5 separate regions of the Mus musculus genome follow, and regions 1, 2, 3 and 4 are each linked to region 5. Evidence: chromatin loops called from intact Hi-C (ENCODE). Cell type or tissue: gastrocnemius. All regions are shown on one strand. Links, peaks and the distances in the headings refer to the core of each region. The heading gives the core; the rest is flanking DNA. Region 1 overlaps 2310065F04Rik (RIKEN cDNA 2310065F04 gene). Region 2 overlaps Myhas (myosin heavy chain gene antisense RNA). Region 3 holds the start of Myh8 (myosin, heavy polypeptide 8, skeletal muscle, perinatal). Region 4 overlaps Myh8 (myosin, heavy polypeptide 8, skeletal muscle, perinatal). Region 5 holds the start of Gm40029 (a long non-coding RNA gene).

Region 1 (6,436 bases), core at 756-4,755, 240 kb before region 5:
TTTTTGGTGGCTCTTGACATCTTTGTAGGAAAATATTAACAGTGGTTCTGTGGCGTAAGCCATCCTGAGCTAGCTCCAGAGATTAAAAAGACAGCTTGAATATTAATCATTACACGGAAAGAGCGATTTTCATATCGGTTTTCCTTAGTGTGTTTCATGACTTCATTGAACTCCCCCTTTGGGTTTTAAAGGCCGATAAGAAGAGGAACCCATGATCTCTTGTAATATGAAAACAGGAGAGAGAAATACCCAGGAATTAAAGGTTCAAGTGAGGGGGAAGAAAAAGGAGGGGTAGGTGTGGGTTAATCAGAAACTAAGGGTGTATGTATATAAAACCCATATGGAAATCCACCACTTTGCAGCTGAATTGCAAAAACAAAAAATTTAAAGGCATTTGAACACAAGTACTCTTCATGGGCGAACAGTGCTTCTCCAAGAAGGTATGGGTTATTAAATTAAAATATGCCAGGCTTCGGGATACTTCTTTAGGAGTAACTGGTCAAGGAGGCTGCAGAGACCCCTCCCCCAAATAACACAAGCTCTTGGTTTCCACCATAACTATGGTAAGATCCGATTGCTGAAGGCACAATACACTCTGGTTTCGAGAACTCAGGCTGGACCCGACCTGAAGACTTCCTCCCTGATAGATAGCGTCCATAGTTCTGGAGGTCCCATAGATGACAGCTGTAGGAGAGAAGCCATTAAGTGGTATTGCCCAGATGTGAACCCTGACTGCTGCAATACTTATCTGATGGGCAAAGGTGTGTGCCCGTGGGCGTAAGTGGCATAAAGGTTACAAGGCTAACCAACCCTTTTCTGAGGGGATTTGAGGTCTGGCATTGTAAACTGGGCCAAAAGCCCATAGCTTAGGAGGTTCTAGGGCCTGGGGGGTGGGGAGGGGGAGAAATCCACTACTGTTGTTGGGGGAGAAATCCATTACTGTTGTTCTGTGGATTGGATGCACTGTCAAGCTGATATATATATATATATATTCAATCAATTGAGTGTATACTATATCTATATTTATATACTCAATCAATTGTGTATATACTATCTATCTATCTATCTATCTATCTATCTATCTATCTATCTACCTACCTACCTACCTATCTAGCTACTCAATCTGGCAAACATCTTGGCTTGCTTGTCTGGGACACAGTAGGGCCAGTCACTTCCTTCATGGTCCTGGGGCTTACTAAGAACAGCTTGCTGCTGCCACCCCCTATGGAAAGGCATCCAAGGTCATGTTGCCAACCCAGGAAAGGATCAAAATCTCCAAGTCCAGGTGCGGAATGCATCTTCTTTTCCCACTGGAATAAACTGAGCCACAGAAAAGTGGGAACTATGTTCAGTGTCCAGGGTAATCATGTCACAGCCGAGTCTCTGCAGAGCAACAGAGGTCTCCTTAGAGGCCTGCGTGGAATCTGTGTAACTTGCCACAGTTCTTTCCAAACACTCCTGGCCTCTGTTACAGTTGGTCAAGCACCCTTGTCTCAGAATGACACTCGCTGGGTCCCACCTGTGGCAGAAGAAAGGGCCCTCGCTTGATTCCCCACAAACATGGTCATGTTGCATTTGCTGAAATTCTAGCCTTGCTGGGTTGTCTTTCACACCAGCTCAGCCACCAGTGCACGCTCTGACATGTTTCTGGAAGCAGCCCCTGCCTTCTATCACGAAGGTCAAATCTGGGACCTCACACAAGCTACACAGATACGTTACCACTAAGCTACACCCCCAGGCTGTACTTCACTTTTTATTTTGTGAGTTGCTCAGGCTGGCTTTGAACTCACTCTGTAGCTTACCAAGTCTAGACTTTTCCCTGCTCCCCCTTCCTCAGCCACGTCGGTACCCAGGTCACCTTCAGTAGTGCCGAACTTTCCAGCTATGCATCTTTGTATTTCCAGTGCCTGCCCAGATACCCTGTGTTTTCAAAGGCTCTTAGGAATTGATTTTCTCATATTTGTCTCAAGTAGGTGAAGTGAGGATTGTGGAGGTTAGAGACACAGTCTCCACCTTCTCTCTCACTTCTCTGATGGGAAAGTAGGGGGCAAGAATCTGCCTCCGGATCTCCCTATCTGTGTATATGACAGTGCTACACTTGGGAACGCCCCACCTATCTCTCCCCTTACCTCCTGACCCATCTGTCCACACAGTCTCCCATCTGCTCCATCTCAACTACCACAGTGCAAGGTCCTAAGCATTGCCTCCCATATGGAGAACTGCTAGGAAGCCAGAGGCTCCAGGAAGACATGCTGTGCTTGGAGTCATCTTTGAGAGCTTGGTACCAGATTCTCCCACTAGGTGGCACCACCGCTCTGCCAGAAGCACAGTTCCCACAGATCTGTGATAATATTCCTCAGGTGCCAAGGGCTGAAGGTAGCTCCTGCAAGATGTGACTGGACAGAGAAGGACTCCCCACTACCTCAGCCTGCATTCATTAGAAAATGCCACAGCAATGCTGTCGGATATTCAAGTTGAGGTAAAAGCTCAAGAGGAAGCCTGTCACAATTTAAAATTTTGTTCATGGAGTTTTGAGTGTTAAGTATGAATCTTTTATTTGGTGTGTGTGTGTGCTCAAAGATGGAGGCTATGCCCGAAGATGAGCATGGGCCATGACATTGGGGCTGTGCCTAATGAGTTGCTATGGCAACAGATGCTCTTGCTGTTGTACATGGCCCTTTCTCTTTGTGAGGGCACTGGGCTAGGGAGGATTTCTGGCCAGCCACCATTCCTGGGTGTCCTGGCTGGTTTTGTGTGTCAACTTGACACAAGCTGGAGTTATCACAGAGAAAGGAGTCTCCCTTGAGGAAATGTCTCTATGAGAATCCAGCTGTAAGGCATTTTCTCACTTAGTGATCAAGGGCCCATTGTGGGTGGTGCCATCCCTGGTCTGGTAGTCCTGGATTCTATAAGAAAGCAAGCTGATCAAGTCAGAGGAAGCAAGCCAGTAAGAAACATTCCTGCATGGCCTCTGCATCAGCTCCTGCTTCCTGACTTACTTGAGTTCCTGTCTTGACTTCCTTTGGTGATGAACAGCAATGTGGAAAGTGTTAGCTGATTAAACCCTTTCCGCCCCAACTTGCTTCTTGGTCATGATGTTTGTGCAGGAATAGACACCCTGACTAAGACACTGGGCATGAAGCTGTTGAGAAGAGAGAACCATTGGTAGCCGCTAATGTCTCTCAGGATATATGTCCACATGGGAAGACTCCACTTTCCCTGTGAAGCCCCTTCTGCTGTCCACACCCCCTGAAACCCCTTGCCACTTCCCTGCCTGGCCAGGTTCCCCCCAAAACCCCGATACCCACAGTGCCCTCACCAGGATTCCTGTTAAAGCTCTAGTTAGTAGAAGGGGCAAGTTTTCTTGCTTTCTGGAACAATCCTTTGTCCTTCACATGGCCTATTTCTTTTCTGTAAGGTATGAAACGTGTTTTAATCACTCCTTTAGACTCCTTCCTCTCTTGGTCTGAGAAGACCCTTTTTCATTTTCTCTTCTGTCTGAACTGCATTCTCCATCCCTCCTACGATGCCCCTTCTCTGCTCTTCCCTTCTTTCTGTGGATCCAGGCTACACTGCAGAGGTGGAACGAAGAAAGGATGTCAAATAAGCTGCTCAGCAAACTCACAGGGACTAAGGGGCTCCGTGTGCTAACTGCCACTTCTAGCTTGGGTGGGGAGAGTCAGTTGGGGAGCTTTGTAAAACATGGATGTTTATGGTCGGGCCCTGTGGAATAAATAGATTCTTATGTCCAGCTACCTGGGCTGCTGAGGTAAGAGGATTACTTGATCCCAGGATTCAGACCCCAGCAGAGGCAACATAGCAAATACCTGTCTCAGCAAGCAAGCAAGCAAGCAAGCAAGCAAGCAAGCAAGCAAGCAAGCAAAATACCACCACCACCACCACCACCACCGAATTGCCCAGGTCACCCACAAGATCATCGAAACCAGAGTATGTGAGGCACAGTCTCCATACATCAGGAGTTTATAACACCCCCAAACCTCCATCTGAAAATGATTCCCAGCTGGTGGGAACTAGGGTATCAAAAAACAGACTTGGGTTCTGTTGAGCCTAAGCTGCCACCTACAGGCCAAAGTGGGTACTGTTTTCAGCTGCAGGAAGAGAGGGTAGGTGACTCAGAAGCTCTGAAACTCCAGAATCTGCCTTTCCGCTCCCCAATGCCCATCAGACAGCCGCATCATCCCGAGAAACTATGTCTTTTCAAAGCGAGAGAGTTTCCATGTCTGTGTCCCGCCCCCTCCATCCCAGAGTCTCCTTCTCTGCATGCCAGGCTAAGAGCACATCTAGAATTTAGTCTCAAACTTAAAAAACATACAGAAAATATGTGTTTATTTAAACAGTACTTTAAAATTATATTTCCCCGTCCATTCATTCTGCTCAGGGCGGGACTGGGTGGGTACTGAGTGACATCTTAACAGGTTGGTGTCACTGGGGACTCAATACCATATTCATATGTTAAGAGTGAGACATCTGTGCGCCTCTATTTCTTCATCTGTAACATGAATAATTATTGCACCCACCCTAGAGGATCAATGCTACAGCTCAGATAAAAGGCCCCACACAATAGTGTCTGATAGAAACAGCAGTTCCCAAGAGCTAGCTGAATTGTCTGACAATGGCAGGGCCAGACAAAGGCATGAGATACGCTGAATTCTGCTCCTTTTACTCTAATCACGTGACTTGATTCATGCAGGTGAATCAAAATGATCCTGAGACTCAAATACTGAGGGTATGTACTCAAACAAACAAACAAACAAACTGGTTAAGTCAGTCTCGCCATCCCCAACCTTTAAAACCAAGTTGCATTTTTGGAGAGTGCCACCAGAGGGCAGCGGTGAGCCACAAATAAATGGCCATGTTGTTGGACCAAGCACAGATTAGGGATGCTGCCTTGGTTTTAACCACCTGGGTTTTCTTAAGCCTGGAGTAGCACATCCGCTAGTTTGCCCGGGTCTGAGTCTAAATACTCTTCTGGCGTCCACCTACAACTTGGGACCGCGGTGACATCTTCAAGGTGGGGTTGGCTTTCATGTCCGTAACGGGTCTTCCACGTAACCGTTCTTTTCTCCTCACTCACTCACCTGCAAACATGGCAGATGGATCATAAAGTGCATCCCCTCTGCTTGAGAACCCATTCCCGTGTCTTTGCCCACGAACATCTCACGCTCACTAACGGGGGCCGGGGGGGGGGGTCTTGTCGCTTGGGAGATGCTCTCGGTGTCCGTTGAGCTCTGTTCCACCTACCATTCTTTCCTTAGTTCAAGACAGGTCCTACAAAGGGTTTGGTTTCTCCGACAGAGACTGCACTTCTGTGACCATTCCAGACTAGAGTGACCCAAGCATTGGGCAAGGCTGAGCACAACCCCAGGTCTCTCTTGAGAACAGTCCCCCAATCTCAAATCCCCAGAACACAGTCCATGCTCCCTGAGTGACGCCTCCTCCCTGCCAAGCGGACTCAAACCTCAAAGCTTCCTGTAAGAACTGTGACAAGAACCGATGCCCACAATCCAACTCTTCTGTCCTCAGCCCACCCTAAGAGATAATTAAAGCAGAGACGTACTTTCTGATCCAGTCAAACAGTGAAGGGATAGTAAGTATCCCTCCAACCTAGCAAGCCCTCAGGCGATCCTGGCAGCAATGTGCCCCACTAACCCCAGGGCTGCCTGAACCACCCTACCTTCAGGTTCTCATGGGAGAACTTTCTGATTATGTGGGCTCCTTAAGGAGAATAGGGGAGAGGGGTCTTGCGGGATTATGCAATGTTAGAAGTCGATAGGATGCTGGACTTAAGTGCTGCCGACTATTTTAAGAAATGGGAGAGGAAGGATATGAGGACTCAAAGGATTTAATGCCGATTAAATCGGAGAGATCACAACATCCTTGTGGGGGATTTATTGCTAAGATGGAATCGTGCTGAGTGAATAGACACAAGGTGCTCAAGACAGCGGGAGAAGAAGAGGGCATGGTGTCTTCTTGGCCTGTTTGATCACCCTAGAAGAAAGAGAGAGACACAGAGGAAATTCATGGCGGAATCACACTGTGAGCCTCAGGCTTGATCTAGCTGGCCCTACCAGGACAAGCGTGAAGGAAAAAAAAAAAAAAAAAAAAAAAAAGGAAAGAAACAAAGAAACCCGAAGGGAAATGATTGTTAAAATGAGAGTTTAGGAGCACAGGATTGTATTCAAGAAGTCACTCGATGGCCTAGCAACAGATTCCTGACAAGGGAATCTGGCAGCTGACAGTCAGTGCCCTGTCTGAATACTCCTAGAGGCCATCATGAGCTGGAATGCCTATCCAGACCAGAGAGCCAAGGCGTCCAGGACAGGCAAGCGCTACTAATTGCACTGTTTAGAAACAGCTTTGTAGAGCAGGCTGGTTTCGAACTCACATAGATCCATCTGCCTCTGCCTCCCTAGTG
Region 2 (6,436 bases), core at 1,618-5,617, 120 kb before region 5:
AAGGGCAACCCAAAGAAGACTACAAGACATGTTAGCGTCAGATTGCTAACAAGTTTAAAAGCTGCAGGAGGAAAGTAACTTATCTCTTGGGAACCTGTAGGAGGAAACCGGTGGGAGGCTAACAGTAAAGTTCTCTACAAACCAGAAAACTTGCACACTCAGTTCTAAAAGAAATAACCACCAGGCGAAAATGCTGTGTACAGAAATATCATCCTTCAGAAACTTTTCTTTCTCCTTAAAAAAAAATTCTTGGCAGACAAGAGTTGAAAGAATTCATCTCAGTAAGAGCTATCATACAGGAAAAAAAAAGAGAGAGTCTTCACATTAAAATGAAAGAACTCTCAAGTCACAACACGGAGACATGAAACTATAAACTCGCTGCTTAAGGTAAACACACAGTCGATGCAGAACACCCTCATATTGTTTGTGTTTGAGATAGTCTCACACCGTAGCCCAGGATGGTCCAAAGAATCTTGTAGCAATCCTTTGTCAACCTCCTAAGTGATGGAATTGTAGGAGGGAGCTGCCACTGCTGGCTTCAATACCCTAACAGAATGGTTACGAAACTTTTAATTCTAGACTAAGTAAAATTTAAAAGTATCAAAATAGCTACAGTTTCAATAACTTGTTAATGGACACATAAGGTAAACATACATACAATGTGGCAATATTTTATGACATAAAATATTTTAACAGTGTGTGTTGAAGTCCTATACCTGTCTTATATACCTGGCTTTTTAGGGTTGTAAAAATATATATTGGGGAAAAGGAAGAAATTAAACAACATTGCTTTGAACATACAATGCAGTATTACAAAGTCATTCAAAAGTAGACCTTGCCATTTGTAACTACAGTGGCTGCCCAGTGAGAACATTGTGCCAAGTCAAATAGGCCAGACACACATTGCACAATCTCATTTCTGTGTGGAGTCTAAAATGTCAGGCTCATAGAAGCAGTGAGTTTCTCCAGGGGCTGAGAGTTGGGAGAAACGGACAAATATTGGTGAGAGGATACAAAGCTCTTGCTTACAGGATAGCTATGTTCTCAAGACTTAATGTGCAGCAAGTGTGATGATCAACGTATTGATCAGGCTGTGGTAAACACTGGGGACATGCATTGTATGTAAAGCCTTGTATATATAAAATTTATCACATAGATTGTCAATAGTTGTTAGCACTAAAGTATTTTAAACTAGGAGAAGCTGGAAATGAGTGTCAGGAAGTGGAAACTGTCTCTCATTCCTACTGTCTTGATCTTCATATAAGGAACTCACCCCTCAACCCTCTTGGGAAGTTTATGCAATGGAATATCTTTCTCTTCCATTTTCTTCCCAAATCCCTTCAAATCTACTGGCGTCTTTCACACTCTCCCATGTTCTCCTTTCCCCAGCTACTGTCTGTCTTTTGAAACTTCCTTTCTGAGTATTGATGTACATACACGGCGTCTTCACTTCCCCCACTCATCAGCTCCTGCGAGCCTAATGTTTGTCCCCTCGTCTCCCTTTCAGTGACATTGTTGTGATCCTTAGTGATTTATTCACTTTCTGAACTAAACGCTGAGTCCTCAGCCCGACTTTTCTCACGCAGATAGAATGCCTCTGACCATCTTTTCCTTTTGGGATGTTCTCTCTTTCTTTCTGATTTCTAAGACTCTGATCTTTTCCGGTTATCTTCATGGCTCTGCCTATCCTATCTTTTCTCTTTCTCTTCCTTTGACAGATCTCCAGATGCTCCTGAAAACTCAGTGTAATGGACTCAAGTCCCATTTTGAGCGCTTCTATTTTTTATGATATTAATATGCCGTAAGTTAATTGGTTAATGGGTTGGTATTGTGTGACTGTTTGACTAATTAGGATGGCGGTGGATGCTGCTACAGCCTTGATAAATGACTGTATAATATATCATCCTTTTATGACCTTTATCTTTATAAATGGCTCACTTACAACAACTCAGTGAAATGGTAATTTTCCCCCCATTTTACAAGTGAAGAATTTGAGCTGTTTGAACCAGGTTCTGATTCAAGGTCCCACATTCACTCTACTGCCATTCAGAAGAATGCGTTTTGGGTAGTATTCCCTCTCCCCCTACAGGTTATTCTCAAACCTGTAGGAGTAAAATTCAGCCTTTATTTCCTCAGCATCATTTTCCTTCTATCTTCTGAAGGCTGTTAACATTGACATGGTAAAAATCTATCTTTTTAAGTGGCCGTTGCGAATATACGCTCCACAAAAGCTTTGTCCCGTCTCTATACTTTAAAGCAATTTGTGCACTAGCCCCAATTATACTATACACTATAACAGCATACACAATCAAATTCTTTGCGTGGTTTAGTGGGTATCACGCACTGTGTCAGAGCAATACAGGAAGGGGTTGTTACTGCAAAGGCCTCTCCATTTTCATTTTACATTTCCTCTCTGTGTGGCTCCATCTAGTCTCCTGGCTTCCAGTACCATCCATGCCCGATGAGCTGTGAATTTATACTTCAAACCTAGCTCTTCCTTCCTCTGAGATCTATGCTCAGTCTCTGCTAATGATCATTTCCAAACCAGAAATAGACACAATGAGTCCATGCCCCTCCTCTGTTTTCTTCAGAGCAAGGTTATATCTAATATCCTATCACAGTAATGACAACAGTTGCTCATGCTCAAAATCTCAGGATCAGCCTTAATAACGTTAGGTTTTTTTTTTTTTCATTTTTTCCCCATACCCAATAAATCAAGTTTTATATTAGTTAGTTTCTGTGACTGTGACAAAATACCATGACCAAGGTCAACTTAAAGGAGAAAGTTTCATTTAACTTATGGTTCCAGAGAGTTAAGAGTTCATAATAGTGGGGACCATATGACAGCAGGCAGGAAATAGGAAACTGGCTGATCACATTTTGTCAGTATACCAGGAAACAGAATGAGCTGGAAGCCCGGATAGACTATGATTCTCAAAGCCCTCCTCCAGTGAAGTCCTTCCTTAGCAGGTCTCCACATCCTAAAAGTTCCATAACCTCTCAAACAGTGTCACTACCCGGGGACTGAATACTCAAATACATGAGCCTGTGGGGAATGTCCCTTATTCGAACCACATGTTCTTTCAAAGGCCATCAACTTCTGTCTTTGCTGCCATCTTCTTCAACCCACCATCACTTATGATCTACTCTGTTACATAGCTGAGCTTCCATCCCAAGTTTCAGTCATTCTCAACCTCAGCCAGAGAGCTCTGACGACATCACTTTCTAGTTTGCTCTTCACATAAAGGACAGATCCTGAAGGTGGTCCTTGACTCCTTTGCAAGCATCACTGGTAATGCTCCCCTCTTAAGAGTGCAGTTAGCCAGCTGTACTAGCTGTTCAGGTCCATGGATTTGGAACTTAGAATATCATGTTTCTCCCGGCTTCAGGAATCCTTTATCACCTCCTACCATCATGTTTTGGCACACTATGGCTGACTTAATAAGAATAAGTCACATCGGCTCATGTATTTGAATGCTTGGTTTCCAGCTGATGGAACTGTTTGGGAAGGGTTAAGAGGCATAGCCTTATTGGAGGAGGTCTGTTACTGTGGGGGAGGGGCTTTGAGGTTTCAAAAGCTAATGGCATTCCCAGCTGGCTCTCTCTGCCTCATGGCCGTGGATCAAGATGTAAGCTGTTCCTCTTCCACCACCATGGACTCTGACCTTCGAAACCCATTTAGCCAAATTAAAAAGTGTGTTTTAAAAGAGAAAAACACTTTCTTTTTCCTTGGCCATTGGGGTTTTAGTACAGCAATAGAAAAACAACCAAGACGGAAGTTGAGACCCACCCAGTTGGCTTGCTGTTCCTCCAGAGAACCTGGATTCAATTCTAAGCACAAATATGACAGTCCACAACCATTTCTAATGCCAATTTCAGGAGATCTGATACCATCTTATGGTTTCTGTGGGAATTAGGGACACATATGATGCACAGACATCATGCAGGCAAAAAACCCCTACAATTAAAAAAAAATTAAAATAGTTCATTTCTCTCAATTACTATGAATTTTTTTGTTGTTGTTTATGGCTCACTATAACTATAGACAATATGTTTCTGTCACATCAAAATGTAAGCCTCATCTATGCAGGCCTGGGGTCTTGTTCTATCTTTGGGGTTTAGAGCAACTACTGGATGCTTTTTCTTGTTCATCTACTGCTTCCAGTCTCATCTGATTGAATCACTCAGCCCAGATCCTGTCTTTTATCCTGTGCTCATCTTCCAACCACTGATCCTTCCCTGTCTCTCCTCTCCCTTCACTTTGCCCTATCTTATCTCTTGGTTTTATGCATTATACCCAGTCTTATCGCAAACGTCCAGTTGTTCTAAGCCATGTCATCTTTCCTCTTCGGTTCTTCTGTTCTGCCTATGCCTCCCACTCACTTGTACATCCTAGCTCATCACCCAGGCCTGTTAGTACTTGCTGTCTTATCTCTTCTCCTCGTTTAGGCTTGCTGCCATATACTTTCCTTCAGGCATTCCACACAACCTCACCTTGTGCTTGATTTTGCCCGATCTCACCTACTCAGTTCCTGTATTGCTTTGTCTCTGTGGTGCAGTCATTCCATCCTGGCCTCTCCTGGTCTTTCACTTTCTGTACTGCTTTTATCTTTAACCCATTTATTACACCATCCTTCCTCTCCTTCCTCCCCTCCCTCTCCCCCCTCCCTAATTCATCTCATCTTCTCTCTCATTATACTACCCTGTCTTTTCCCTCGAGTTCTGCCCTAACTCGCATCTTCTCTCCAGTGGTTACATCTGTCATCTTGGCCCTGTTACTAGAGGCACACCCACATTTTATAATGATCTCTGCTTTACTTGTTTAAATAAAAGCAGCTGTATTTAGTCACATTTTATTTCTGAATGTCCTCCAACGACAGCATGTATTTAATAAGAACACATTTTTTTCTTAGATAGTTCTTTAGCTTTGACCTTTTTAACCAAATGGCAATCATTCACACAGTGAAATTTATAGAGTCCACACATACCCACTAATAACTTGTTCTTGAAAATTAAAACGCTGACTCTGTCTCTCCTCGCAGTGGAATCTTCCCTCTTCACGGCCATGCCTTGTGGATGTGCCACCACGAGGGAAGGTAGTGCATCCTCTTTCCTCTCCTTCCAGCACCGTGGCAGATGCCAGTTGTCAGCAGTTGTGGCCCTGGCATCCTGCTACTTTTTTCTACATTAAAGGTTTCCTAGTGTCAGATCTCAAAGAGATAAGTAAATCCTAAGATTTACTTTGGCTTTTAATCTCCAAGACCTCCTCCTGGAGCAAAATAGCAAAGCAGGTCTTGCTGTCTAGCTGGGATCAAGCAGGCAAGGATTCAAGGGGACATGAGCAGGAATTAAAATTATCTGCTGATTTATTTCTCATTATAGTCCACCAATACCCAGGAAATTAGATTCTCAAACACTAATTACTAATGTTACCTGGATGGTGGGGACCACTTATGATTCCTCAACCCTGAAGTGTCAGACAATGAGGAAGGAAACACCATTAATTTATGTTTAAATACTGCACCAGGAATCAATGGAACCCTATAGAATGAAGTGAAGCGACTGTTACAGAGAGACAAAACATTCCATTCTTCCCATTCTGAGACTTGCTTTCCTAAGACTCTGTGCCCTGAGTTAATTATAACATCTAGTAAGTGCTTCTTCCTCTTCGAATAGTGGGAGGAGGAGGAGGAGGAGGAGGAGGAGGAGGAGGAGGAGGGGGAGGAGGAGGAGGAGGAGGAGGAGGAGGAGGAAAGGTGTAGACAGGTATGGAAGGAAAGAAGTGCGTGAGTAAAACTCCTGCACATGTTGGGGCCAGGGCTGACTATGTCACCAAGACAGAATTTTCCCATTTATATTCAGCAACATAAGAACACAAGTCTTGACATAGTTCTGACTTTTAGGTTCATATATTTTCCATAGTTCTGTGTGTTGTATCTTGGTTTTAGCTTATTTATAGCTTCCTGGTTTTGGAAATGTCAACTTCTGGTGGGTAAGTATGTGCAAGAGGATGTTGTAGCAATACATGAAGCTGAGTTAGGGGGACGGGGGAAAAAGAAAGTTGGGGAAGCGTTCATCAAAACAAAGTGTGTAGGAAGAAGATATATGTCCACCTATGAGCTTACAACTCAGAATAGAAAATGTGGAAGGAGAATACACCTGATATGGCGGACCAAGGAAAGGGGAAGAAGACTGAAAGTGAAGGCAGGACACCACTGGAGAAAGTTTGTAGACCACAATTAATGGCTGGCATAGAAATGAATCCGTAACTTTTCCCAGTAGTGATGTTGTGGGAGTCTCAGGGTAATTTAATAGAAAACAAATACCAATTGGACTTGCTGAGTTTTAAGATGTTTTATTGATGTGCTGTCATGGCTGGACACCACAAAAACCAGGCTATGAATATCTCAGTCAAGGTTTCAACTGTGTTACAAAA
Region 3 (6,436 bases), core at 2,116-6,115, 74 kb before region 5:
GTGAACTTCATGTGCAAACTTTTGTATAAACTTGTGTTAAAGGACTGGAGAAATGTCTCAGGAGTTAAAATCATGTACTTCTCTAGAAGAGAACCTAAGTTTGGATCCCAGAACCAACATTAGGCAACTCAGAACTGCCTTTTAATTCTTGGCCCAGAGGACCAACCTCCTCTTCTGGCTTCCTTGGGCACCTGTACTACAAGCACATAGAGACACATACACATGAGTACAATTTAAAAGAAAATAAACACTTTTAAAGCATGCATTCAATTTTCTTAAGTAAATGCATAGAACTTGAATTATTTTATTGATTTTTGTTATATAAAACATAAAAATACAACAAGTATTAGGCTAGATAAGACTTCAGATGTGGGTTGGTGAAATGGTTCAGTGGTTAAGAGTAATGACTGCTCTTCCAAAGGTTCTGGGTTCAATTTCCAGCAACCACATGGTGGCTCACAACCATCTGTAATGAGATCTAATGCCTTCTTCTGGTGTGTCTGAAGATAGATACAGTGCTCTCATAAAATAGATAAATAAACAAATCTTTTAAAAAAGAGTACTTAAAAAAGAAGACTTCAGATGCAATACATAACATATACATGCATCAAAATATCATGTTTATTTCCCATGGAAATTTACAGCTATTATTATGTCTATCAAAAAAGTTATAAAATGAAACATTTTATACAAATAAAGATAAGAGCAAAGTAAAGATACTCGTACAATAATATATTGGATAATATTCAACATTTTCCTTAATGTCACAGACAATGAAATAAGAGAAGGAAAATAACACATAAATGAAGAGAGGAAGAAAACACAAAATTGTGATTATTTGTAAAGGATGCACTGAAAATTCAAATATATATACATATATATATATATATATATATATATATATATATATATATATATATTAGAAGTGATTACGGAGCAAAGCCAGGTATGTGTCTATAATCCCAGCACTCAGGAGGTGGAGGCAGGAGAATTAGGCGTTCAAGGCCAGCCTTGGCTACAAAAGTCTGAGGACAACCTGCTTTACAAGAGGTTCTGTCATAAAAACCAAACCATTAAAAAAGAAGCAATGAGGGAATTCAGCAGAGGGTGCAAGAGATGTAAAAGCATAACAGAAGAAATGAATGATTCTTTTCTCTCTCTCTCTCTCTCTCTCTCTCTCTCTCTCTCTCTCTCTCTCTCTCTCTCTTTCTCTCTTTTCAGGACAGCTGCTGTGAGTTTATTTTCTGCTTTGTGCAAGGCACAGTTATGGGGCCAATAACGTTAAATGCTATGAACCAAACTCCATTGCTGCTGGTATCCGTTCAGGCGTCCTAGTTTACAGGGAGGGTTTGGAAGGTGGGGCTATGGCCTAGCACCACTTAAGCTTGGGCAGGCTACTGATTCTGACAGGTCAGGACAGGGACCTGGTGTTGACCTGGCCATGATGGATGACTCACGGTCTCAGGAGTCAGGCTACTGTTGATCTGGCTTCTGAAGGCCGGGAGGTATTCTGCTCAGAAGACTCTAACACTATGGCCATGAATAGGAGAGTAGACTTCCTGAAAAAAAAGCTGGTTCACAGTGGCCCGGGTCAGCCTTGGGAAGACCCGGAGAGTGGGGCACAGAGTGCCCCGGTACTCAGAACTGTTGCTGGACGAGAAGCCCAAGCTGAGCGAGCCACTGGAAGGGATGGCTGCCATGTTTCAGGGCTGAGGCGCTCGGCTGAGGCTTCCTCCTGGCAGGCAAGATCACTAGTGGCAAGACCTGGGGTGCCTTGGAGTTCAAGTGCAAGGATAACCCATGAAACACCGATACTCTATGACCCACCAGTGAATGACTCTCTAGAAAAGTTTAGCTCAGAAATATCAAGGCTAAGTTCTCCAAAATTCTTTTGACCCTTCATTAAAGACTGTCTCCAGCTGTTCACCTGTGTTCTACATAGGGAAATGGGAGGATGGGGAAAACAAAGGTGTTACATGGAATCCTCCTTCTGTTTATAAAAACAAAGCCATTCTGGGAGGCTGGAGAGATGGCCCAACAGTTAAGAGCACTGGCTGCTCTTTCAGATGACCTGGGTTCAATTCCCAGCACTCACGTAACAGCTCACAACTGACCGTAACTCCTGTTCCAAGGATACAACATTCTCATACAGGCATACAGGCAGGCAAACCACCAATGTACATAAAATAAGAATATGTAAATTATATTTTTAAAAAGCTATTCCAGAAGCCCTACACAGCAGCTTGTGTTGGCGTCTTATCACCCCAAAGAGTGTCACCTCCCTACCCTGAGTGCAGAGGACTCTGAATTACTTGGGCAAACTGCTCCCACAAACAAAACTGTAGTTCTGAATATCCAGTGTCTGGCATATGTCAGTAATCAATGAGCAAAAAGTGTACTAGAAAAAATAGATACATTCAACAATTAAAAAAAAAATCCTAGCAAAATATCTAAGACCTGGAAAAGTGCTAGAGAGGAAATGTAATGATGACTTGGAGTAAACCTAAAATATATCACACCCAGGGAAGGAACCAGCTCACAACTCTCAGTGCTTGTCCAATGAACCTGTTAAATCAACTTGATCCAAATCGGAATTCCACAGAGGGTTTTCACACCTGACAACCGGATTCTAAAGCTCAGATCCGGACTTAACAAATCGTCAAAACAACATTGAAATGAATAAATAAATAATAAAAAATTCTCCCAAAAGACATGGAAAACTATGTGCTATTTTGCATGAAAACATGGGAGAAAGTATGGAATCCAGAAACCAATCTCATATCCTAACACGTGTGCACATATGTGGGCACACACACACACACACACACACAGGAAGAACAGAACAGTGGAAAGGGCAGGAATAATAATGCTTCTGTAAACTATTAGTTAATTACAGAATTTAATTAAGAATTAATTAAAAATAAATTACGAAACTAACATTTTCCTTAAAATCATTAGTTTGAAAATATAAAGTAACATAGGTATGACCCTGAATCTCCAAGTTTTAGAAATCCCTTTACAGTGCACCCAGAGGATCAAAGACATAAAGGAAGCCTTTACACGAAATTTAATTTGCCTATTAATTTAGGTCTTCTAGAAGATCCAAGTTCTAGAAGTTGGAGCTGCTACAGCAGAGCATTATTAGACCGCAAGAAGTTGTTCAGAACTTGAAAACGCAAATTTTATCTCAAGCACATGCAATCCTACCCAGATTTTTTATAGTACATGATTTCAAAATAATCTAGTAATGTAATCTAGTAATGAGGGGATGGAAGATGATACTAATAAACTGGACCATGAACAACCCATCAGAAATACACTGCATTCATTAGATTAGTCTACTTCTGTATATTGTGAAAAATTTCCATATTGTTTACACATTAATGGAAGAAATGAACTAAGAGCAGAAAAAGTAAGTTGGCAAGTACCTAAAGTACACTTTAAACATTTAGAGTGTCCATTGTCTACGAGCCAATTTTTTATGACAATTTTACCAATTTAGTTTTCCCAGGAACTACATAAGAAAATGCACCCTCAAAGTCTGGGTTTTACAAAATAAAGGAGAAATTTAGCCTCGTCTATAAAGTGTTGATTTTGCCAATAAGATATATGTGGCTACAGAATTATACACGGTTGCCAAAGCTCTTGGGACTCTAGCTGTACGACATCCCTGCCTTCATGGTCAGCGAATATTTGCATGCTAAAGCAAATAGTGAAGTTAAAAAAAATCATAATTCTTACCTAAAATGAATAAGTTAGGCCATATAGAAATTATATCTCAATGTAAATAACTTTATAAAGGAAGATTTTAACTTTAAAAGCATAGCCATAAAATATTTTCTTTAAAAAATAAGGATGTTAATTATACTAATAGCCTGAATCAGCTACATTAACATTAAGGCAGGTTGTTAAGACATGAGTGTATATAAAGTATGACCCCTTTTACATCCCCCATGCTATCTCTCCAGACAAGTCTAGGTGCATTTTCTCTTTTCTTTCCGTATTTTTCCCTATGATGAATGCATTAACTTCTAATAACAATTCTTCAGCATGCTGGCAGGGTGGGCACTGGTCCAATGGTGGAGACTCAGCATAAAGGTTCTTCTCGATTTGGCTCTGCTGCCCTAGTCAGGCTCCAAGGATGAGCCCTGGCGACGGCCCAAGGGAATGCAGTGTGGGGGCTCCTGTTGGAACAAATAAGGAAAGTGAGTTGCTGGGCATCTGATCTTTGGCAGCACAGGACAGGCGTGCATGACAGTTTGCCAAATTGAATATAACTCTTAAGAACTAACTTATGAGAAGGCCCACCAGGCGCTGTCAAAGATTCCCTTCCCAACACACTAGAAAGCATTCTCAGAGGGCAAAATGGTCCTTGTCAAATTATTTATAGGAGATTGGTTCACATACTCTGAATGATATGAATACTTCTAATTATATCCGAAGATGCCAAATGTCGCTACAAACTTCGCCGAGGGTTCCTGTTGCCAAGTGTTTGGCCCTGACAAAGAGGAGGGAGCTGCAGCATCAGCACTTCTGTTCCTATATAAGCAGGGCTGCCCCTCACACCCTATCTCCGCCAAGAGCCCAGAGGTAAGTGATGGATGGGAGCCTTGGGAGCCTGAGGACCCTGGGGGCAAGCAGCAAGAACCCAGTGGCTGTCTCCGAGCATGAACCAAGTCCTCTTTAAGCTTGAGGGTAGGGGAACTTTTAAACTCTATACTATATGTGCAGGACTGCTGATCATCACTAACGGGGACACTTCTTGTTTCACAGTGAAGGACAGGCGTGACTCTACGTTTTCATCCAGAGCTCCATAGGTAAGACTTGGATTTCTTCATTTGTTGATGACAGAGGGGATTTTAGCCTAAGGAATCTGTGAATAGTTCTTAACTATCCGCCATTTCCATGTTTTTAGAGCAGGAGGTGTTTTTGAGGGACGGCTTGTACATGCTGGAAATCATTTTTCCAGAATGTCTTATTCTCAGAGACTACTTACCCTCACTGAAGCCTGGGATTAAAGGGACACTTGGGACAGCATGAATTTTGTCAGTGAGTTATCAGCTGTAACTCTAGTGGCAACCAGCTATTTCATGCCAAGCCTCCTGTATAGCACTGAACACACACACACACACACACACACACACACACACACACACACACACACACACCATGCTTTTCAAACAGTGTTACTTAAAACTGGAAGCATAAACATCTTGTTAAAAACATATCTGAGTTATTTTTAAGGATTCACTTAATTTTTGTGAGAAAAAAAAGAGCAGGTTTTCTTTCCACAGAGTGTTAGCCACTGTGCATAATTTAGGAGCAATTCTACTGAGACCCACAGAAGTCAGTACCTGAGAGTAAAGCTAACAGTCCACCAGTGTAACATGCCTTTGCAGCAGAGGCTCAAGGATCCATGTCCAGTCAATAACGTTTGCGCATGCGATGAACTCTTAACGCTTTTCTTTTTCTGAGAAGAAGGAAAAGAACCCCATGGAATTTCCACTGGAAGAAGAGCCTCTGTGCAGAAGCACTCATTTCTCTGTAGTTAAATCAGTCAAACTGAGAGCTGAAATCTCTCACGTCAAAGGAGATTTGGGAACCAGGGCAGTGCTAAGTCTCCTGCTCCCTAGCCAAAGGATGAAAATCCAGAACCAAGAATTGGTTAGGAACTTCTAACAGACCACGGAGAGGTATAATATCCAATACCAACAAAATGGAAACAGTCCTTTGGTTTTGAGCAACAATGGTCATCTAAAAGATCAGAAAGTGTCTCTGGTAGCTTTGAAAAAATACCAACAGCCTTCATTTGCACAAAGCCATGTTTCCTTCCTAACTAGGTGACTGTCCCAGAGTGTGGCAGATGCAGACATTCTGCAAGAGACAAGAGGATTAAGTAATGACAGTTGCTGTAAAACAATCCGTCAACAGCTTTAACTACAGAGATCACTATAGTTCAGAGGGGAAAGCAGGGTGGAAAGGTTTTCATTGTAATCAAAGCTGTAGGTACCTACTCCTGGGAGTCAAGATTCTGGCGAGGACACTTGCCAAGTTCTAAAACTGGGTCTTCAAATTTTCACAAGATATCAGATTGCAGAAGGGGGTCTCAGCCTGCCACACTTCAAATCCTCATCCACAGTCCTGACTTTTGCTTTTTCTTTCTCTCTTCCATGTCCTCAAAAGCTGAAACCTCGGCTAAATAAGTAGCAGCCATGAGTGCGGGTTCGGACGCGGAGATGGCTATTTTTGGCGAAGCTGCTCCTTACCTCCGAAAATCGGAGAAGGAGAGGATTGAGGCCCAAAATAAGCCTTTTGACGCAAAAACATCTGTCTTTGTGGCGGAGCCCAAGGAGTCTTATGTGAAAAGCGTTATACAAAGCAAGGATGGAGGGAAAGTGACCGTGAAGACGGAAAGTGGAGCAGTAAGTGAAAACAC
Region 4 (6,436 bases), core at 5-4,004, 68 kb before region 5:
CTGAATTCTTATGTGGATTTTCAAATGACACAGCCGATGATGCCAGCTTTGGAGACAGAGCAAGAGTAAGCTGGAGATAGAGCATGGATAAAGAGAACTTATAAAATTCCTCCCATGGACTTTGAAACATTCTCCTATTCAAGTCTGCTAGTTCTGCATTATCAAAGCACACTCATGATCGGTCCCAGAACAGCACTAAAACCTTTTATCTTCACATATAAATGCCTCTGGATATGTTCTCAGTTCCCATGTTCCCTTTCTTCTGTGGAGTTTTGGTACCTGGGCACATTTCTTTTTTTGTTTTCTGTTCATTTTGTTGTTCTTGCTCATAGATTGTCTTTTAAAGGGGGTGGGGGTAGGGAAAGTGACACACCAGGGACCCCCCCCACTATGACAGACTGGCCTGGACTTTCACAAGGACTCTGTGCCCTCCTTCCTCAAAGTTACCCCGGTGTTGGCTTCCGCCGGAGGTTATAGTATCCAGAAACTGCCATATCCACCGCCACCGAATGACTCTCCAGGCTTTGGAGCTACCCCAAATTTAAAGTCGCCTGGGCTCCCAATCACACTTTTCATACAAATCTGTTCAGAACCATGGCATCGATCTGCTTAGTGTTATCCCAATATTGGCTGAAGCGCTGAGCCATTGCTTTCCTGTCTGTTCTCCTAGATGCAATACAGTTGTACATGATTTTATTAGAAAAAGAAGACAATCTCATACATCCAAAATCCATACCCATTTCCTTGAACAGAAGCTCAAGGTTTTTAAAGTCTAAGTGTGTTCATACATCTAAATAACATGTAGATTTGTATTGGTTATCTCTAGAAATACTTTTAAATTTAGAAGTTTCAAAAATCCAGTCTATCAATACAGAATTGTAGAGTTGATAAACTAGAAATTTGATAAAATACATTATTACATAGAGATAAATATCTATATTAAAGAGAAATAAAATTAATTAATTAATTAATTAATTATATAGCTAATTAATTAATTAGGCCACTTCTTATTTGGCATCACCAGTAGTCAAATTAGTGACATGAAAAACTGGACAGAGAACAAGAAGTTGAAAAATAGGCAAAATGGAAGTCAAAATACCTGACTATCTTCAACCTTAACTAGTTCTGTAACTCACATTTAAGAAGCCATTTTCTCTTCTAAGTCTTAGCTTCACTGTCTGCTAAGTGGGAGATTTTACCTAAGCAACATCTAAGGTCTCTAATGACTTCATAATCCTGCAACTGTTACTCCTTATAACTAAAATCACCTGATGTCTGAGGTTTTCTTCAAAATAACCCAGAGAGGTTGGAATAGCATAGTAATGCCATGAAATTGGCCAAGTATTAATGACTATTACTCTGTAGGGCAGGTGCCCAAAGTCTCATTATCATAGTCTCTGCTCTTACGTGCATTTAAATGTTCTTATAACATAATTTTTTAAAGTAAAAAAAATCCACCTATGTATTTGGATAACTACAATAAAAAATAAAGTAGTAGAGAAAAAGATGCCATTCACTGTTGCTGGGAATGTAAAATGACAGAATTGCTATGGAAGACAGTAAAGTGGTTCTCCAGCAATTGGAATATAACTAGGGTCTGATCAATGGTCCCTACTTCTGGGAAGCTAGCCAAAAGAATGGAAGCAGACATTCCAAGACGTCTCTGCAGATCTAGTCCACAGCAGCATCATTTATAACAGCAAAAATCTGCACGAAGCTCACACACCCTGATGATAAATAGTTAGGCAAAGGATGGAATGCTCATGCAATGGAATAGTACCTTTCCTTTTAAAAGAGTTAATTCTGGCAGTGTTACAACACACATGAGGCTAAGTTAAAAAGTCACAAAGACAAATACTGTGTGATTCTGTTCTTACAATGGCTTGATAATAGACAGCGTTGTCAACAGAAAGCTGAAGAGTGGGTGCCAGGTCTGGAGGAGTTGGAATCCGCTATGTAATGGGTACAGGGGGTCGTTTTTACAAGATGAAAAGATGTCAGAAAGCAGCGGGTACTGATGGCTATACAACATGAGAGAACATAATCCCACAGAACTGTACATTTAAAATAGTATAAGTCTAACCAGGGAAGCAGGTCCACAAATAAAGTACTTCCACATATGCATGACGAACACGATATGATCCCCTAGCAACCAAGCAGATGCAGTCTGGGCCTGGGGCATTTAAGATTCTCCCCCAAACAAACCGGATGGCTAGACTGGATGTATCAGTGAGCTTTAGGTTCAACTGGGAGACCCTGCATCAGTGAATACGGTGCAGAGTGATCAAGGAAGACCCCCCACCCCGCAGACCAGTCTTGGGATTCTGTGTTGTACACACACACAGCTGCTCATGCACTTACACACCTATACACCACAAAGACACACAGAAAACTTAAAAGGTGATAGATTTTATGTTATGGATATTTACTAAAACAAACAAACAAAAAATCAATAAAATGAAAAAAAGAAAATAGGTGGTTCCTTGCCTCTTGCTTTCACAAATCTTGCTCTAAGAGTCGATGAGTCTGGGATCACCTGTCTTCATTACTTTCTGTTGAATATGCAACTAGTTTTGACCCGTGGTCTTTATTGCTTCCCCAGATCGTGAGAACCAGTCCATCCTGATCACGTATGTGACTTTCTTCTTCTTTCTGGTTGGCAGCAACTGTTTTAACCATTGCTGGTAGATTGCACAGTTCTGATCTCCTTTCCCCTGTGTTTTAACAGCGGAGAATCCGGGGCCGGGAAGACTGTGAACACGAAGCGTGTCATCCAGTACTTTGCAACAATTGCAGTCACTGGGGACAAGAAGAAGGAGGAGTCTGGCAAAATGCAGGTGGGTCTGGTAGCCTGAATGTGGATCCAGACTGCTATGGTGCCCAGAAGTTTGGATCCCCAGATGCAAAGACTGCTCTTTCCCATGTAGGGGACCCTGGAAGATCAAATCATCAGTGCTAACCCCCTGCTGGAGGCCTTTGGGAACGCCAAGACCGTGAGGAATGACAACTCATCTCGCTTTGTGAGTCTCTGGATCACAGAGGGGCCCTACCTGTCCTTACTTGCTGGGGTCATTCCATCTAAGTTGATAATTTAGATGCTTATCTCCATGTGCTTCAGTGTTTAGTATTAAATATGTCTTTATCTTTTCCAGGGCAAGTTCATCAGAATCCACTTCGGTACCACGGGGAAACTGGCATCAGCTGATATTGAAACCTGTGAGTAACTGGACCATTGAAACTCTAAGTGGGGAGACTAGCCAGCTTGGTTACAGGGCCATTCTGCACCATTTTTCTATGCAAGAAGGCTGCAGAACAGCACTTGGCCACTAGAGTCTGTGAGCTAATGCCAGACACACCCACACAGTTCAGTATCTCAGTCTCAGGCTAATGTTCCCATCTCCATTCCAGAGGACTTCCAAACCTCAGAAGCAACTCGAATTTCCCACCCCCAGGGTTACCTACCAGTTATATCCAATATGGTAAATGTCTCAAAGGTAGACTTTTACCACAGATAATGTGAGGTGATGCAAAGACACTAGAAGTTGGTTAACCCACAGAGGTCGTGAATTCCCCCATTTGAAACTAATTTCAGGGAAGAAGTGTGCTTCAGTGGCTACACCCACACAGAAAGGTGCATGGCACCTGTCCTTATATGTAACCACAGGATGTGCACACCGAAATCCCAGTGGAGCCAAATGCAGTGTCCCTCAGTGTTGGCCAAAGACACTAAAGTTTACAATATGTCAAAAGAATGTTTTCCTAGTTTGACCTCTTTCCTTCCAGATCTTCTAGAGAAGTCTAGAGTCACTTTCCAGCTAAAAGCTGAAAGAAGTTACCACATTTTTTATCAGATCACCTCCAATAAGAAGCCAGAGCTAATTGGTAAGGACGAACTTTAAATTTGTGGTTGGAAGGTAAAAATGTCTACTAGCAATTTCTCATGTCAAACATCTACCCTTAATTCTGTGTGCTCAGAAATGCTCCTGATCACCACCAACCCGTATGACTACGCCTTTGTCAGTCAGGGGGAGATCACGGTGCCCAGCATTGATGACCAAGAAGAGTTGATGGCCACAGATGTAAGTCACAGTATATGCACACACTTTTTAACACGCCTATGATGTATGGGGACGGCAACAGCAAGCCCCACAGAGGTGTAGTCACATTGGGGTAGATTATAAATTCTCATAGTGTCTTCTACCCTAACCTCTGCCCTTTCATCTTTTCTGCTAGAGTGCCATTGATATCCTTGGCTTTTCACCTGAAGAGAAAGTGTCCATCTATAAACTCACAGGGGCTGTGATGCATTATGGGAACATGAAGTTCAAGCAAAAGCAGCGGGAGGAGCAGGCTGAGCCAGATGGCACTGAAGGTACCAAAATACCCTCCATGTAGGTTTGAAAAGGAGAATTTTCAAACTGAAACACTTTAAACCCCATCCCATACCCATATCTCCTTGGGACTGCACTTCTGAAGACTACAGGACACTTGTATACACACATGGCTCCCCCCACACCCTCCTTGTACACTCCTCCATCACTTCATCATCACTGCCCATTCAAATAAGGTATGTCAAGCCTCAGCAGCCATGTATAAGCTGACCTAGAGCCAGAGAACTGGAGACAGAATGAAGTGGAATTCCTGCTTTGTCCTGGCACATCTAGGTCTGAATACATGATAGATTCACATGTTGTTTTAGCATTAGCTAAGAAAGCCTCTTTGTATAGGGTGAGAGGTAAAGGATGCTCCTATATACATATGTATATATGTATGTGATGTGTGTGTGTGTGTGTGTGTGTGTGTGTGTGGCAACAAGCAAGAAAGATAAAAAATGAGCTAGCAAAGAAAAATCGTGTGCCCAACATATGAAGAAAGAAACATTGGGTACATAGAAACCACTGCCCAGTTACTTACCTGCCCCAAAACATGCCCTCCTCCCTGTCCCTCTCCCTTCATCTTCTTTAGCAGTTCCCTTTCATTCTGACATGTAGCATGGCACATATTAGATGTGCCTAGATATTTTGGACTTTTAGAGAGGGTCACCCACTTACGTTAACCCTTGCTTTTTTAGATAAAGAAGTAGGTTCCTTTGATCAGGTCAAATTCAGAAAGGTAGACACAGGAAGAGTCCAGTTCCCCTGTCTTTTACCCTCCCTAATGGTGAGTGCTATAGCTTATTTATCTTACCCTTCCAGCAATGCCTGAAGTCTTAAAGGGAGAGACTATGTCTCATAACCTTGAACTGAGTGTCACCATAAACACTATTTATTGTGGTTAATGAAACTGTTCTCAAATCCTACTTGCAACAAGTCATTAAAAAGCCAGTATAAGTGACCAACCATTCAGTGACTACCAAGTACCTTAATATACATGCAAAGAACTTCATTTGCCTTTTTGTTATGTGATTTAAAGGTTTTTTTTTTTCAACCTAAACAACAGAGTAATTCCATAGGAGAAAGATGAAGGGGCAGGCTAAGGAGGATGCCCATTGGTAAACACTTCTTGATTTGTGTCACCACAGTGGCTGACAAGGCTGCCTATCTCCAGTGTCTGAACTCTGCTGATCTGCTCAAAGCCCTCTGCTATCCCAGGGTCAAGGTTGGCAATGAATATGTCACCAAAGGCCAGACGGTTCAACAAGTAAGCACATATTCTCCATAAATCACACTCTGAGGCCTACATGACACGACTTAATAACACTAACAAACATCACTATGTCTGCAAAGGTGTATAATGCGGTGGGTGCCCTGGCCAAGGCTGTCTATGAGAAGATGTTCCTGTGGATGGTCACCCGCATCAACCAGCAGCTGGACACCAAGCAGCCCCGGCAGTACTTCATCGGGGTCTTGGACATCGCTGGCTTTGAGATCTTTGATGTGAGTTATCTTCATAATAATACGAAGTGAGGGACACAATTTTGAACTTCAATGTACTAAGTGACAATTATTTATATTGTATATATTGCTTAACTCCAACATTGAACCTAATACAAGAGTAAAAAATCTAAGGTAACAGAAAATGATAACAGCTAAATTTATCGAGCAATCAGTATATTTTTGATACTATTCTAGGGACTTCAAAATGTTGCTTCATTTAACTTTCAAGAAAGAGAAGTTTATGTTACCATTATTATTGTTATCATCATTATTATTATTGTTATTGTTATCATTATTATTATTATTAGGAGTAGTAGTAGTAGCAGAAGTGTAGTGAAAACTAATACACAAGGAAAATCAAACACATGCTAAAGATTTGATGGGTATGTAACACAAAGCCAAGATAGGATCTATCTGTCACATTTGGTACATGTACAAGACACCTTGCATTGACCTGGGCATGAAAGGGAGAAAGCCCAAAGGTAGGAGCCAAGCCATAGACGTCGGCCTCTCCTCTTCCAGGTTTACCTTACATAAACTACTTCCCTGTTAGGCTTCAG
Region 5 (6,436 bases), core at 1,561-5,560:
AAACCGGTAGGAAACGAGGGAGGGGAAACCAGACTGAAAAAAAATGTCTACGGTTTCCTGCACAAATCCTCCTGGAATTCTGATAGGGATATTTCCTCCACGGTTTTTACCAGTCTTTCTGCAGGGAATTCCCACCCGGTGGACCTTTGGGCAGGGATGGCAGTGTCCTACATTTGCACAGTATGGTGTCGTAGCCACCAGCTGCAAAAAGTTTGGCTTAAGTCAACTAAGATGAATCCTTGCTGTTAATGACCTTAAGTGTATAAGGTCACACATAGATGATAATTACTGCACTAGAGGGGGCTCAGCTCTAGTCAAGCTGTGAATCTGTCTTAAAGATCTCTCTTAAGGGCAAGCAGGAACACCTGTAAACATTCTAGAAATTTCTATAAGGTGACATCAAAGCCAGAATTAGCTGTGCCCCTCCCTAGCAACTTAGAAAGCTTACAGTGAGAAACCACCAGAGCCACAGTCTCTCTCCTCTAACCTTCTGGCCAGGCTGGTTTCCAAGAGTGGCCTTGGCTTTTCAGTCAATAGGCTTCTCTGGTCCCTCTGGCCCCAACTATTCCACTCAACCCCTGCTCCCTGAGGCAGGTACTGAGAAGAGGGCCATCAGCCCAATACACTCAGCCTCCAACTCCTGCCTTCCTTTCTGTCTCGATTTTGTTTCACATCTGGCTTGCAGGTTCTGTACATTAGACATTTTTCACCCTTAAGCAGAAGTGGGCTGACTCTTCAGGTTGTCTAACAGCAACTCCCAGACCCTTTCCACATACCCCTGCTTTCCTCAGAGCATAGTTACTGAGGCTTCAGGAATGATAAATCTCTTATTCTCATGTTCATGGGGTGCCGGAGTCTCTCAGGAAGACTGGAGCGTTTCCTCTGTGAGGCTTATTATACACATTGCAGTCACTCCCAGACTCCCGCTTAGCGCTACTATCAACACACTTAAGTGCTGTTGATACTGAAGAAGTTCATGGGTGTCTCAGATCATCAAGACAGTGAAAAGCCACCAATGTCCCACACCCTGCCCTTTCCCCAGGTGTGATGGACCACTACTTGGTCATGCATCAGCTGCGCTGTAATGGGGTCCTGGAGGGCATCCGGATCTGCAGGAAAGGGTTCCCCAGTCGAATCCTCTATGCTGACTTCAAACAACGGTAGGTTGGCTCTTCTGTGTCTCTAACTCCTTTAGGGACAGTTTTTATAGACACGTTCCATCCAAAGTGGCCCAAGTGGTTGATAAACCAACAAGCTTCTGAAGGTTTTCTATAAACATCACTTTGCCATAAGGATGATCCCATGTCCAGTGTACATCTTGGAATGACCCAAGGTGGTCTATCAGTACAGTCAGACCTTACCTGACTGACAGGCTAGGTCTAACTGTCACTTTAAAGAAGGATGTTTCACCATAGGACTGATGGACATTTGGGACTCTGTGATCCTTCACAGAGAGGTGTTCTTGTACATTAGAGCATCCTAGCATCATCTCTGGCCTCTACCCAAAGATGCTGGGAGCAAACCACATACCACATTCCTGTGCTATGACCATCAAAGGCACCAGACATTGCCGGGTGTTCCCTGGGATCCAAGTCTTCCAGTTGAAACCCACTGCCCCAGAACAACTCTTTCTTTCCAGAAGTCCAGACCCCTTGAGGGTTAGGAGGGCTGAGGTCTCTAAGCCACGGTTTAATTCAAAGCTCTTCCAGGTCAGAGAAGAGCCATTTCCTCTGAAGGCAACTTTTCTGAGCTAGATGTTCAGCCCGCCTTCCTCCTTCCTTCATGTTTCTTTCCCTCCGCCACACCCTAGAATTCACCCCTGGACTCTCCCCTCACCTCAGGCTAGCAAAATAGTGCTTACCTTCTTAAGAGTGGAGCAGAAGGTTCTAGAAGGGTCTGGTCTCAGGTATAAGACCATGCTGAGAGGTCGGAACCAGTGTCTCTTCTCCTCAGGTACCGGATCCTTAACGCCAGTGCCATCCCGGAAGGGCAGTTCATCGACAGCAAGAACGCCTCGGAGAAGCTCCTGAACTCCATCGATGTGGACCGAGAGCAGTTCCGATTCGGCCATACCAAGGTGAGGACGGGTGGCCTGGAGACTCCTGCTCAGAAGGAAGGGTCATTCTTCTTCCAGTCAACTTGAGCAGCCTGGTCTTGCAGTCCTGGCAGAGGAACCCTGGGGCAGTGGCTGGGGGGCTCCGGCTCTGTTGTTGATCTTTAAGAGTCAAGAAGCTTAAGTCAGAAAATGGAGCAAAAAGCAGGGGAACTCTTAGGTCCTAGAGAGCCAGGAGAGAGACTCTCAAAGGGGAAGAAAGAGCCTCAGTGTGCATAGAAAATAGGAGAGATCCCAGAGTAAGCTTGAGAAGGGTAATGATAACCAATGGAAGGACTCCTGGTCACTGTGTGCGTGTATGTGTCCTGTGCGCAGCCACCCAGACATATATCACTGACTCAATCCTATCCTGGACACAGTTGTGCCCTGTGATTACTTTCTGGGTCTGTCATGATTGCCTTTACGTGACTGATGGACCTGGAAGCTACTTTAGAGCACACTGCCTTACCAGCAGCCCAAGAGGTACAAAACCAGAGACCACCCCCGCAGAACGGGAGGCCTGGAAATACCTCAGGTGTCAAGGATGGAATTGAGAAGAAACAGGCTCTATCACGAGGCTGACTGAACACCTGCCGAGGACACAGCTGGGCTCCTCTCTCTTTTAATGCAGGTGTTTTTCAAAGCTGGGCTCCTGGGGCTTCTGGAAGAGATGAGAGACGAGAAGCTGGTGACCCTAATGACACGCACACAGGCAGTGTGCAGGGGCTACCTGATGAGGGTGGAGTTCAAGAAAATGATGGAGAGGAGGTAATTCATCTCTCTTACCCCCCCCCCCTTCCTACTCAGCACCTGGAAATCACTTCCTTCTTTGGGTCTTTGCATGTTCATTCATTCATTCATCCATTCATTCATTCATTTGTCCAGTAGTGACTGAGCAGCCATCCTGTGCACTGGAGATAGGGAAACAAACCCTGCCTTCCAACAGTTCACGGATACATGGAAAGCAGACACACGCAGAGAGAGATTCAATACTTCAGACAATGGCAGTTTTATAGTTAGGCAAAGGAGGACCTGGCACAGCAAGCCTCTGGCCTGGTTCACATACTGGAGTTGGCATGGAGTTGGCTCAGCCTTCCTTCTTCCTAATCTTTTCCTGCTGCATCCAGTGCCCTCATTCACATAGACTCATAGGCTCTGCAATGCTTAGGTGTACCACCTCCTACCCAGCTGGGAAGGATGAAGATTCTGAGACCTGTCGGGGAGGGGTTCAAATGGAAAACGAACTAGCAAGTACAATACGATGGGTAATTAATCCAAGTCCTGTGGGTGCCCAGGGAGTCCATCTTCTGCATCCAGTACAATGTTCGTTCCTTCATGAACGTCAAGCACTGGCCCTGGATGAACCTGTTCTTCAAGATCAAGCCCCTGCTGAAGAGCGCGGAGGCGGAGAAGGAGATGGCCACCATGAAGGAGGACTTCGAACGAGCCAAGGAAGACCTGGCTAGATCTGAGGCTCGTCGGAAGGAGCTGGAGGAGAAAATGGTCTCCCTGCTGCAGGAGAAAAATGACCTTCAGTTGCAAGTCCAGTCTGTAAGTTTCTTCTACCCGAGAGTGCAAAGTACAGATTCCCAGGACAGTGAAGGAGCAGGGAGGGCCCCTTAGCTGTCTATTTAAGAGGCAGTGGTGCCACCTAGTGGTCCTACCAAGCATTGCAGCATTATCCGGTCAGTAGGAACAGGGCTGGCCTTGGTTTCCCCAGAAAACATGTTGGCAGAGTAACTTTATGCTCTCTCTGGTCTTTTCTCTGTCTTCCACAGCAAGAAAAACACCCACTCATGAACATAAAATAAGAATACTTATTTTAAATGTTTAACTCCACATTTTAAATGTATCAATAAAAATAAATCATTAAAATTATAACCCAACTGAAAACAGAAACCAATTTTCCATGCATGATTTTCAATATATGATTATTCTCTGAAAAATTCTTTAGAGAATTCATCTTTACCAAAGAAATGAGGGCGGGGGAAACGGAGCCACATTCACGGGCCACAATACTCTGGATGCATAATTGTTTCCTCTCCAGGAAATGTATTTTTTTCTCTTAATCAAACCCTCAGAGACTTCCCTTGCATCTCCCCTGATGTACAGTCATGTTCTCTCACTTACTCTCACCCCATGAGTAGAGAGAGTGCTCTCCATGGGAGCACCACCTTCCAAGGCTCAGAGGACAGGAGTTCCCGATCCAGCTGTGTTAACCTCCCAGATTCCCCCTCTTGTTAGCGTTTGTTAGTTCTCTTGTCTGGCTTCATGTTCACATCTGAAAATGAGCACCGTAACAGGACATAATGAACACCATAACAGTACTCACAGTGAATGGTTGTCAAGGAATCAGACGCACGTCAAGTGCCCAGCGTGTGCTGAGGCGTCGAGAGGTTCAGAGAGCATTAGCAAGGACTCTTCCCTGGCTCATTCCGTCCATTGCCCTGCACTGTGTGTCTAGTGCTCCAAATACTCTACAACGGGAAGGTGTTGGCTGATTTAGCTTTTGAGCATAAATAGCCAGTCTTGGTCCCATCCACAAGACTCACTACAGTCTTCTGGGACATGGGTCTATTCAGTCACCTAGTCCTGTGTGTTTTTACTCTCCCATTCTCTTGCTGGAGAAAGCACAGCCAAGGACATACGGACAGCCCCCTTCTGTTGAATGTTAACAGGTAGAAAGTAGACATTTGAAAACACCAATCTGCTTTGTTTCGCATGGAGGATGCAGATCACGTGGTTCTTGACTGGTGGAGAGGCTTTCTTGTTTACAATGAACCTGTAACTCCATGAGTGCCTTCGCATGAGATTACTTTGAGTGATTGGCTGCCAGTGAGGATGTCCTCAGTGGTTAAACAAGCACATAGGTGACATTTGTGTAAATGCCTGCGTGCACGTACAACCAGCCTACTTCTCAGCTCAGCTTAGGTGCTGGCTTTTTGAGGGTCAGGCTCTTTCTTTCCAGGGCTTACAAATAACTGATCAGAACTCACAGTGACCCGTCTCTTTCAGGAAACAGAGAATCTAATGGATGCGGAGGAACGATGCGAGGGTCTCATCAAAAGCAAGATCCAACTGGAGGCAAAGGTCAAGGAACTGAATGAGAGGCTGGAGGAGGAGGAAGAGATGAATTCTGAGCTGGTTGCCAAGAAGAGGAATCTGGAAGACAAGTGTTCTTCTCTCAAAAGAGACATTGACGACCTGGAGTTGACCCTGACTAAGGTCGAGAAGGAAAAGCACGCCACGGAGAACAAGGTGGGTACACTGAGGGCTCCTCACAGGCTTCCCGCCAGCCTTCACTCATCACCTAGAAGTGGGAGGCAGGAACTGGGGCCAGCCTGGTCTACATAGCAAGCAGCTGCCAGGTATGATTCCTCATTCTTGAGCTCCACTCCACAAGCTCTCCGACAACTCTCCCTGGGGGGTGGGGTGGGGGTGTTGCTAACTTGTGCATTTCCTTGGCAGTAAGGACTGACTACAGGCACCCTCAAGCCTTAGAAGGATGTAGAGAAAGCCGGTTGGCATTACTTAGTCCAATTAGGAATCTAGTGGCTAGAGAGACAGCTCAGCAGTCAAGAGCACTGGCTACTCTTCCAAAAGTGGTTTACAACAGTCTGTAACTCCAGTCACAGGGGATTTGATGTCTTCTTCTGGACTTTATGGGAACTGCACACACATGGTATACATAGGTCCTTATATGCAGACAAAACATCCGTACACATAAAACAAAAATTTCCAGGAGTAGTTGTGCATGTCTTTAATTCCAGAACTCAGAAGGCAGAGGCAGGCAGATCTCTGTGAGCCTGGGGCCAGCCTGCTGTACATAACAAGTCCTAGGAGAGCCAGAGCTACATAAGAACCTTGTATAAAAAGGAAGGAAGAAGAAAGGAGAAATAGAAAGAAAGAAAAATAAAGAAAGACTAGAGAGAAGGAAAAGAAAGGAAAGGAGGGGAGGGGAGGGGAGGGGAGGGGAGGGGAGGGGAGGGGAGGAGAGGGGAGGGGAGGGGAGGAGAGGAAAGGAAAGGAAGAAACATTCTATATACCCTACAACTCCAACAATTCTGTTTTTGTGTTAGACTAAGGAAGTTTCCCATCAAGGTTTTGGGAACACATATAAAAGTGTTTGCATATATAGGGATGCTTTCAGTAGCTTTGCTTGGGACAGAACTGGGACCATGCCATAGAATGTGGTAGAGTCACACAGAGAGCACAATGCACCACTGGGGCATCAGGCGAGGCGAATCAGGTATCAAAGATGAACATGAAGCCCCTGGTGCTCAGTAGGGGGAAGTGCAGATGAAATGAACGGGAACACTCTGTCTCACAAACCCCCACAAGGCT

The links. Hi-C counts contacts between places; a loop is a spot of excess contacts. Peaks named below come from ENCODE experiments on the same cell type or tissue, not always from the same donor. Only the 100,000 strongest peaks of a DNase experiment are listed, where the experiment ranks them.
Region 1: a loop joins it to region 5, with 14 times the contacts of the local background. A loop is called at or near these places in 39 of 42 quality-filtered maps.
Region 2: a loop joins it to region 5, with 7 times the contacts of the local background. A loop is called at or near these places in 11 of 42 quality-filtered maps.
Region 3: a loop joins it to region 5, with 2.9 times the contacts of the local background. A loop is called at or near these places in 3 of 42 quality-filtered maps.
Region 4: it touches region 5 in a loop (2.7-fold over the local background); 3 of 42 quality-filtered maps call a loop at or near these places.

Annotation. Positions count from the first base shown.
Region 1 is chr11:67,108,109-67,114,544 of GRCm38, forward strand. 2310065F04Rik (RIKEN cDNA 2310065F04 gene) reads right to left here. Exons shown (of 5, transcript NR_038055.1): 5 at 4,353-6,009. Among named protein-coding and RNA genes, the nearest start is that of 2310065F04Rik, 8.8 kb to the right of the region's middle. In gastrocnemius, for the core only: a CTCF peak has its summit at 4,085 (motif pointing left); DNase peaks (open chromatin) are centred at 2,283, 2,643 and 4,087; H3K4me3 peaks cover 2,986 bases; H3K27ac peaks cover 3,781 bases.
Region 2 is chr11:67,229,247-67,235,682 of GRCm38, forward strand. All of the region lies in intron 1 of Myhas (myosin heavy chain gene antisense RNA), which reads right to left. Among named protein-coding and RNA genes, the nearest start is that of Myhas, 4.8 kb to the right of the region's middle. In gastrocnemius, for the core only: no CTCF peak of the experiment used is centred there; no DNase peak of the experiment used is centred there; H3K27ac peaks cover 4,000 bases.
Region 3 is chr11:67,272,645-67,279,080 of GRCm38, forward strand. Myh8 (myosin, heavy polypeptide 8, skeletal muscle, perinatal) reads left to right here and starts at 4,480. Exons shown (of 40, transcript NM_177369.3): 1 at 4,480-4,590; 2 at 4,774-4,817; 3 at 6,184-6,422. The coding sequence starts at 6,213. In gastrocnemius, for the core only: no CTCF peak of the experiment used is centred there; DNase peaks (open chromatin) are centred at 4,134 and 4,470.
Region 4 is chr11:67,280,650-67,287,085 of GRCm38, forward strand. It overlaps Myh8 (myosin, heavy polypeptide 8, skeletal muscle, perinatal), which reads left to right. Exons shown (of 40, transcript NM_177369.3): 6 at 2,603-2,630; 7 at 2,729-2,837; 8 at 2,928-3,020; 9 at 3,153-3,216; 10 at 3,784-3,882; 11 at 3,976-4,079; 12 at 4,234-4,372; 13 at 5,522-5,640; 14 at 5,727-5,876. Among named protein-coding and RNA genes, the nearest start is that of Myh8, 6.7 kb to the left of the region's middle. In gastrocnemius, for the core only: no CTCF peak of the experiment used is centred there; no DNase peak of the experiment used is centred there.
Region 5 is chr11:67,346,847-67,353,282 of GRCm38, forward strand. It overlaps Myh13 (myosin, heavy polypeptide 13, skeletal muscle), which reads left to right. Exons shown (of 39, transcript NM_001081250.2): 17 at 1,043-1,160; 18 at 1,954-2,077; 19 at 2,724-2,860; 20 at 3,388-3,643; 21 at 5,108-5,350. Gm40029 (a long non-coding RNA gene) reads right to left here and starts at 3,606. Exons shown (of 3, transcript XR_879955.3): 1 at 3,159-3,606; 2 at 2,623-2,753; 3 at 1,925-2,215. In gastrocnemius, for the core only: a CTCF peak has its summit at 3,760 (motif pointing left); a DNase peak (open chromatin) is centred at 3,741.